Regions from separate parts of the Mus musculus genome. Here region 2 is linked to region 1. Evidence: chromatin contacts called from ENCODE Hi-C or POLR2A ChIA-PET data. All regions are on one chromosome and are shown on one strand. The core of a region is the stretch at or near the end of the contact, and the rest is flanking DNA. Distances in the headings are between cores, read along the strand shown. Region 1 overlaps Rgl1 (ral guanine nucleotide dissociation stimulator,-like 1). Region 2 holds the start of Rgl1 (ral guanine nucleotide dissociation stimulator,-like 1).

The links. Hi-C counts contacts between places; a loop is a spot of excess contacts on that map. ChIA-PET counts read pairs that join two places held with the same protein, here RNA polymerase II (POLR2A).
Region 2: a loop to region 1 is called in a map of heart, with 2.8 times the contacts of the local background. The contact joins the promoter of Rgl1 here to the enhancer-like site in region 1. A Hi-C loop is called at or near these places in 9 of 37 maps with a recorded cell type or tissue (gastrocnemius, heart and left cerebral cortex). POLR2A ChIA-PET finds 5 or more read pairs at or near these places in 1 of 5 experiments (Patski).

Annotation. Positions count from the first base shown.
Region 1 is chr1:152,574,529-152,579,171 of GRCm38, forward strand. All of the region lies in intron 3 of Rgl1 (ral guanine nucleotide dissociation stimulator,-like 1), which reads right to left. Among named protein-coding and RNA genes, the nearest start is that of Gm51749, 37 kb to the left of the region's middle. Within about 2 kb of position 2,484, at least 2 of the 3 ENCODE cell types and tissues checked have a DNase peak (open chromatin) inside an H3K27ac peak, as active enhancers do; they include gastrocnemius and heart, where a contact is called at or near this core.
Region 2 is chr1:152,622,825-152,627,352 of GRCm38, forward strand. Rgl1 (ral guanine nucleotide dissociation stimulator,-like 1) reads right to left here and starts at 2,393. Exons shown (of 18, transcript NM_016846.4): 1 at 2,160-2,393; 2 at 994-1,104. The coding sequence starts at 2,186.

The sequences.
Region 1 (4,643 bases), core at 1,234-3,733:
GCCCAGTGAGGCCACAGCAGACATGCCAACTGACCGCTCTCATGCGCGGTTCAAAGCACCACCTGCCCCTCCCCACGCACACAGGGTCCTAACCTGTCCTTTAAGGGCTTAGGACAGTGGTTCTCAACCTTCCTAACGCTGTGACCCTTTAATACAGCTCGCTCATCATGTCGTGGGGACTCCCTGACAGAAGATCGCTTTCATTGCTGTTATGCTACTGTTATGAATTGAAATGTAAATATCTTCGAGATAAAGGTTTGACAAAGGGGCTGTGACCCACAGATTGAGAGCCACTGGCTTAGGAGCATAAAAGTTTATTTTGAGCTTTGGCTGTAGTTATTCAAAATATCCAAAATTAACATGAAAAAGGTTTTAAGAATTAAAAAAAAAAAGATATCCTGGAGGTACTAGCAGTATGAAACCACAAAGGTATGTATGTGCTGTTATAAAGAAGAAGAAGGGGGGAAACCCTTCTAGACCTGAATGCACTAGTCAGGGGTGACTGTCCGCTCTTGCCCTGTCTTATCATTAAGGAGAAGTCATGTTCTATGGGGAAAACAAAACGCATCTAGCTTTGGAATGGAGAGCTCTTTAATGTTCATGTCAGAGTTGGTTTTACCAGACGAGGAAGGCCCCTTTGATGTATCCCTGAACCCGCTCACAGCTTCCCATCAAAAATCAAAGTCAAGTTCACTTCCTCTCCTCCAAGGGGGTAAACAGAACACGTGCATGTGTGTGTGCTTAATTAGTGGCAACAGAAAAGCTACAGATGAACCCGTCAACAATGTCATCTCCAATTTCCACCAAGCCTCCTCAGGGCTGGAGATCAAAGCTCAACTCCCTTAGGCATACCAAGGAGCAAATGCCCTTCTTTATAAAACTTAAATCGAAATCCACATTGCCAGATGACTTTTGACATGGGTTTCTCATGTTGTCATCAGGCAGAAAGAAAGGCTTACAAATGCCTTGTATAGTATAGCTGTAAGCAATTATTAAAACTACTTGAATAAGAGAAAGAAAAAACATAATGTTTAAATCTGGAAGAGCCACTTTCAAGAAGTTTGTTTGAAACCCATCTGAGCATAGCTTTTAACATGTATCTGAAGCAAGGGGTCCTAAGTTGTCCACAGACACCATCTCTCTACAGAGAGAACCACCTCACATCTGTGCCCCAACAGCGAAGTCTCAGTAGAAGCAGACCAGGATGCGGTCACCATAAAGGACTTTGTGAGCCCTGCTTGATGCTGGCAAATGAGCCAATGGTAATAACAGGTCACTTGTTATATGGCAGGAAGGGTGCCCACTGCTTTGGTGGATTGTTTCACTCGATTCCCATAATAACCCCACAGGGTGCTATCACTCGTCCAGCTTCACAGAGAGGTGAAGTGTGACCCAGAAAGCCTGTGTAAGAAAGCCTGGACGACATCACTGGCAGGCGGAAGAGGGACTTGAACCTTGGCAGGCAGGCCCTGGGCCCAGCACTAAGTCACTGCCCTCCCACACATGTTAGAAGGCCCTATCTGCATGTTCATTTTATCATGTCAGGACCCTGTCCACTCATCCATGAACTCATTCTTGGACTGCTTTAGTCATCATTGGATGAGGATGGTTTACTAAGGACTGTGCCCAGGTCCTTACTATTCTAGACATTAAGAATAAATCACTGGGGCTAAGGAAATGGCTCAGGAGTACAAGTACTTCCTAAGTGGGCATGGTGACCTCAGTTCAAATCCCTGGTAGCTATGGTAAAAAGCTGGGCATGGAGGAATAGAATTAAAACTCCAGCAGAGGATGGAGACAGAAAGATTGATTACCGGAGCTACCTCCAGGTTCAGCCAATGACACTGTCTCACAGGAATGAGGCAGATGGAGAAGGACACCTAACATCCTCCTCTGCCTGCCATAACACACGCTTGCTTGCCAATACACCGCATATACACTACACCACACCACACACACACACACACCCCTGAACATAGGCAGAGAGTGAAGAGCAGAGCCGACAGCAGGTGAGGCCTGGGGCAAACATGCAGGTCAGGATGGCCTGGCACATCATGGCGACATTGCCTCCTCCTCCAGCCCTGGGCCTGGTGCAGTAGACAGTCAACACAATCCCGGATTGGCTTACCTTCTCCTGCTAGGAACAAAGGAAAGCCCAGGGAGGGCAGAGGAAGGAGGGGATACTTGGTGGGAACAGCGAATGACAGACAGAAGGGGCAAGTGAAGGAAGAGACCACACAGGAAGCTGCTGACTTAAAGCCCTCGGGGAGTCTCTGAATGAATCCCAGCTTCAGAACACTTGGGCATGCTTTCACTGACCCACAAGAACTCAAGTTGTAAGGCACCAGAGAACCATCCAGAACCTTCACTTGGGAGAAGGCCAGGCCTGCAGCAGCCAACAGTTGCCTGGAACTTCACAGGACGCCTAGGAAGGCTTTGCACTGCTTCCCAAAGACCAGACAGAGTTGTTTGGACGCACCCTGAATAATGCCCTCCACAGAAGGCACTCCCTCCTCCCAGGTCCGACAAAGGCCTGGGTCACGGTCACTTAGTCTATCTTGGCAAAGTCCAGTTCCCACTGTGAAGTTGGTTACTGAAGGGGAAAGGATAAGTCACGGGGCAGGGGCAGGGGGCAGAGGACATATTCTAGGAATCCTCTGCTTAGAGAAACAGAAGCCAGGGTCCTTAAGTAAGTTTGTTATTATCAACAATTTTTTTCTAAAGAAAGATTCTGATGTTAGCAAGTAGACTCTTGTGGGGGCGAGTATATGTGTAAATATGAGTGAGGTGTATACATGCAGTGCATACACTTCTGCATATATGCAGAGGCCAGAAAGAATGAGGGGCCGTGGAGGGTGGGCAGTCATTCTATAGCACTCTCTGAGCCAGGGATTCTCAGTGAATCTGGAGAGAGGCTGGCACCGGCACCAGCAATTCTCCTGCCTCTCCCATAGCACTGGGGTTATAGGTGGGGTGGCCACTCTGATGTTTTAGGTGGATGTTTGGGGCTCACACTTAGGCCCTTCGCTTATGTGTGTTCTGACCCACCAGGCCATCCCTGAGGATTCTGAGCAGGTTCTAAAAGGGGTTTGGGATCTACGTTTTTTTTAATCAACTGCTAGAAAAATGGTCCAAAACTACTGCTTTAGACTATGAGTTAAATTTCAAACTTTCCAGTTTCCACTCAGAATATCCACATGGTTTTTCAAGTTCTTGTCAGTTTTCTAACTTCCAAATATATACATACTTTTAAAAGAATCTTTCAAAGTAACTCAATATTCTTCTCAGGTTTAAAAAAAAAAAAAAAAGGTAAACATATCCTGTATCTTGCACGCCCTGCCGCTGTTGCTAAGTGGGGAAGGAAAGAAAAAAGGCATCACTTAGGTCTTACAAACCCTACTTCAGGTTATAACGTGAGGCCAGGCCTTTGACAGTATCCCTTCAGTGTCTAGGTTAGCAGAGCTTCACTACCATCCCACGAATCAGGACTTTGCTGTCTCCTGTGTTCCCACAGTTCAGCTGCGTGGGATGCAGGTCCACTTGGTTAAAAAAAAAAAAATCAATTGAATAACCAAATCAAAGTAGCCAGGGAGCAGGGACAGAACTTATTTCCAGTTTCCCTCGTGTGATTATGGTGAGAGGTAATTCTAAAACGGCACCAGATTAAAGCTTTCTGGTTAAGCCAAGGGAACTGGCACAGTTACAGGAGAAAACACTAACAGCGCCTGTCTGCGGAGGCTCAGGCTTCTCGCAGTGATCTCTGTGCTGTGAGGCCACAGACGATCGGGGCACACAGCCCTAAAAACAAAGGCAGAGGGTACACATCGGACCCTTGGCACCCCTGAGTCCAGGGACATGAGGTTTTAGGGGACAATCTCCCTAAGAAGATGTCCTTGTTTCTTAGCTATCGCTGCTACAATGAACTGCCACCGATTCAGTAGCTTCCAACCTGACTGTTTAATTGGTACGTTGGTCTGACACCGGCCTCGGGGAACTGAAAAGCAAGCTGTCGGCTGGACCACGTTCCTTTCTACGTGCTCTAAGAAACTCTTCACTGCCTTTCACAAGGACTCACGGCCTCCTTCCTCCACCTCTCTGCCTGCCACAGATGGATGTGCAAATTATTACAAAGGTTTATCTTGTATAGTTCTGTGAGCTAAGTAGTTCTCAATCCGAGAAAACACGAAAGAGCAAGAAATGAACACTTCGTAAAAAAGATGGACCTACAACTTTTTAAACTCTTTTATGCAACAGACATTTTGTGGCCCACAGTTTCCGGTGGTCTTCTTTACCTACACAGTCAATAGCCTCATCTCTCTCACAGTCACAGGGCCAACCTCACTTCAACTTGTCCTTTTCTTCCTAAGACAAAACACACCCAAAGGCTTTAACTTTGCCAAGGAGTTATCAAAACCCAGACCTAGATATTTAAACTTATCTACTATTTTAAAAAAAGTTAAAAATGAAATTTCCATCATTTACTAAGAAACTGCCATCCCTATCAGGATATCCAGGATGTCTGTATTTTAAGCTGCACAAGAAACAAAGAAACAAAGCGATGTTGAGATTTCCTGAAAGGTTTTGCACTGAATCAGCAACGTGAGCACCCAGAAGCCTGCAGGCCATTAAATCTCCCAGGCTTC
Region 2 (4,528 bases), core at 1,143-3,642, 48 kb after region 1:
GGGGGAGATCCAATGTCAGCAGCCACGGCTAAGGAAGATAGGGCTCCTGGCTTCCTGCCTTTGACTATGAGTCTTACAAGTCATATTGCCTCCGCTCCTCCCAGGAAGCCCCGTGCACTCCGCACTCATCTGGGAACACTGCTCCAAACCCTGTGTGCTCTGAAACTAAGGTTAGTAGGCTGCGATGCAAGCACACACTCCTCAGTGCTTTGAAGACCATTACCCACAAGTCCTGCCTCTCTTCAGACACCGCTATGTTCCTCCCTGTGTCATCTGTAACTACTCTCTCTCCACTCTCCCACATGTTCCTGATCCCACCGCCAGGCTCTCTGCCTTGCATAGTCCCTTCATTTGGGATGTGTTGAAAGATTCATTGGTCGAATTAAGAACTCACATGACCTTCCCCAATAGTTTATGGAAAGCAGATTTTTTCCGAGTGTCTGCCACCGACTCCATACTCTACAGGCAAAGCCCCAAGACTAAGTATATATCAGTCTACTCCCATTCTACAGAAAGGAGGTCACAATGGGAAACCTTGCCGCCCCTCAAAGGAAGCGGGTCTGAATGGCCTCTGAACTTCTGGGAGTGGGGACTGGGCTGTTGGCATCACTGTGTAAGGAGGAGAGAGAGAAAAGGTTATCTTCTGGGCACAGCGGTTTATGACACATGTAGAAGCTAGTAGTGCTCTCTGACCAGGTCTCTGTGTGTCTGTCCTCTTCTGCCACAACACCCCCAGCCTGTTTGCCAAATACCTCAAGATGTTTCCGGAAGGTTCTGAATTATTGACAGACTTAGGGAAGATGCTTAGGAAAACACAAGTCCTAAAACAGACCTGTCCAGCTAGAGCAAACACTTGGCCATCAGCAGTTTCCTTTTTAAGACTAAGGGGGAGAAAAAGGGGATGGGGGGGGCTACCTTGGCTAAATAATAATGATATTCACAGAAGAGCAAAGACACTGTTCCAAAGTTCAAGATCTCGGAAGCGCTACTCACCCCTAGCCATCTCGCTCCTTTATTGGCCGCCTGTTGAATCTGGACTCTTTTGAGGGTGACATGGTAAACAGCTCCTTCCTCTACCTCTTCACCCCAGTCCTGAATCGAGCTCTGCCAGGGACAGGATAAAAAGAAAGAAAAAGAGGGTCGTAGTGTGTGTTGTTGTTTTCTTCCCCCTTGGCTAACCACAATCTATCCCAGCTGCTTCCCTGCTTACAAAGGCTCTCCAAGCCTTTGAGTAAATCCTCCAAACAGAGCAACACAGGACACCCTGCAATAGGCAAGGCTGAGATTTTCTTGGCTGGCAGCCTTTTCCTGCGGTATCAGGAGCCTCCGACTTCTCCCTTCTCTGGTCAGTTACTTTTCCTAACCTAGCCACGTATCTTAAATCATCTTTTCAAGTTTTTTTTTTTCCTTCTTAAGGAAACTGTGGTTTAGTCCTGATCAACTCTGTCCACTTAAGTGAAAGGAAAAAATAACTCATTTGCAAAAACAAGAGTTTATACTTCTCAAAGTACACAAACATTTGAGCAATGTCGATGTTAAACTCCCTCAAACAAGTGTTTTAATACCAAGAGCCCTCTTTGGGAAGTGAAGTTGTACCTCTTTTTCTCCTCTTACTATTTTGAAACCCAAAAAAAAGTTATGTGGGGTATGGAAAGTTTTTATTTCCAGAAAGAAAAAAGGAAAAGAAAAGAAAAGAAAAGAAAAGAAAAGAAAAGAAAAGAAAAGCCCCTCTGGCAAGTGCCGAGAAAGCAAAACATCTTCATGCAGCTTCCACTGAAATTTACACAGCGACCCCCTGGATAGCCATGTCGCCAGCTAAACCTCGGATCTGTGTTAAAGGGCTGCCGCTGGGAAGCAGAGCGCGGCGCCGCTCCCCCAGACTGAGTTCTGTCCTTTCCAAGTTCTGCTCTCCTGACACGCATCTGCCTGTCCCAGACACCCCGCAGGCGATGCCTGAGAACACAGGCATCGTTTCTAGGGAGAAGAGGCACAGAGAGGGGAAGGACACAAAGCAGAATGAGAAAGCTCCTCTTAGAGAGTGGGGTCCGGGTGGCTCTGATCAGTTAGACAGTGCTCCAACAACCCGGCCCGAGAAAGCGGGAGATGGGACGAGTCCCCCAGCAGAGAAGCGTCAGGGGAAGGCGGGGAGCTGGCGTTACCATTTTAGCTTGCCAAAGTAATTTCATTCTCAGTTTTCTTTCCGGCACACGGACGCTGCATGGTGCGCCCTGCTCCGAGGCGGTCGGGGCGTCTCTCTGGCCCGGCTCCGGGTCCCCGCGCTTCCCACGCGCCTTGCTGCCCGACTGCCGCCGCCGCCGCCGCGCGCGACCGGGCCACAAAGGAGCGCCGGCCAGCGAGCAGGCAGCCCGGGAGCCCGCGGCAGCAGACTCCTCCCCGCCGCTCCGTGATGTCAGGCTTTCCTGTTTGTGCTTGTGAGCGCACTCTCCCTTTCGGAAGCCCCGCGGATCAAGGGAGCAAGCAATCGTTTCTCCAGCTCAGAGTGGTGGGGAAACGATGCTTTCAAGTAGACCGCTTCATCGGGGTTTCCTGGTGGCCACCAGGTGACAAAATAGAACCATGTGTGCCATGGGACATGTGCGCAGCCTCCGTCTGCTTTACTGAAGGAAACTGTTAGGGATTAGGGATTCTTGTGTGATCTGCTTGCTATTTGGAATTTACAGCAATTAAATCAGAGTCCCCTCGATTTGGGGGGAAGATTTTCATTAGGATAAAGTCAAAAGCTATCTGGGTATCTAAAAACCGTGCCCAGCGGCTCTACCCTGCCCCGCACCTGCAACTGCCTGGACTTGTTCCTACTGCCCACTCTTGTTTGTGGCTTTCTTGCTTTTTTTTTCTTTTTTTTAAACAAAAGGTGGTCCTGGCTAGCCTTGAACACTTAGAACTTTTCTGGCAATCCTCCTGCCTCTGTCTCTTGAGTGCTGAGATTACAGGCATGCATCAACTCCACCACCCAGTCTGATAAGGCTTACTGGCTACTGCTGGTGAGAGCAGAGAGTTTTGCAGGATCTGACAGTTTGTGACAGAGGCCATAAGTGGTCCTAGGGGTTTCTGGAGCCTCTGTGAGTAGCCATGGGGGGTGTGCACTGTGGGGACACAGAGGGATAATCACTGTAGGGAAAGCCTTTCAAAGGACAATGCTGAAAAGAATTTTATCTTAACACAATAGTCTGTGGGGGACAATACATTACACTTTAAAAGATCTAGTTTCAATAAATCAACAGCAAGAGATAGCCCATAGTCAGGTAGCCAAACTGTACCTGTCAGAACTCCACACCAATTACAAAAATGTCATGTTTTACACATGTCAAACTGAAAAGGACCTCCTCCAGATTGCTGTGCTGAGCTTTGGTTAGTACTGAATATACCATGAGCTGAAAAGTTAGGCAATCAGTGCACTGATGTCTCCAGAAGGGCATCAGAAATGACAGAGGCTACACCAAGCAAGCAAAGGATCTCTGCACACTGAAGGATGTCTTCAAGTCAGTCAAACGCTCCTCATAAAGACCCATGCTTCAGGAGTTCAAGACTGTAGAGAGAATGATCTTTTACAACCAAAGTGGATGTTTCTATAATTTAAATATTAAACACACATACACACACACACACACACACACACACACACACACACACACACACATTCCTTCTGCTGTGCTCAGTACTCAGAACAGAGTGTCCCAGGAGCCAGAGGGAAAACATGTGGCGGCCCTACCTCAGGCTTCTTATCTGCCTCAGGGCCCCAGGTCACACCTAGATGAGTCTCCTTGGTGATTCTGAAGACCTCAAGAGGCAGCCCAGGACAGATGAGCAACACTTCAGTTAATTTCACCACCGCTGTAACCTAATCTGTGCTGCAAGTTTTAAGACTGTTGAAAAACTTCTTCACAAAAGCAGTTTCTTCTCCAGAAATTCCTGGGAAAGGTGGCTTGGGCCTCACAAGCCTCTCAGGCTGTAGCTCTCCCTTCTTCTCATCCTATTGACTTGGGTTCTGGCTGTAAAGGGAATGACAACAGAACCCAGTTCAAGCCCAGCCTTCAAGCCCAGCCTTAAGAGTGGAAGTCAGAGTACATTTCCATGGCTTCCCTCCGATTTGCTTCCTTGGCTACAAAGTAGGACAAACCTCACAGAATTTCAGAAAGGGTTAAATAAAGAAATGTGCAAGTCACCTAGTGCACGGAGAGCTGTCCAGAAGGCTCCATTTTCTCCCTACTGCCCTTCCCCCTTAGGAGCTGTAGGCCGGAACTCCATGAAAGGCTGTCATGTCTGCAATGTACAGAAATCTGAAATGATGTCTTCCAAATTATATTCAAGCTCCAGAGAGACATGCCAAGAATGATTATTTGTGTTTGTTCCTGGGAAGGTGTGATTTTGTCACAATCCTTTTACGAAGGAAAGAAAAAGATGAAAACCAAATAGCTGGACTTATATGATCTAGAACTATCAAATGTTGAAGTCAACAAGGGCTTTTTCCACTTATTTTAAACTATTTCACTTAAAATGAGCGATAGGC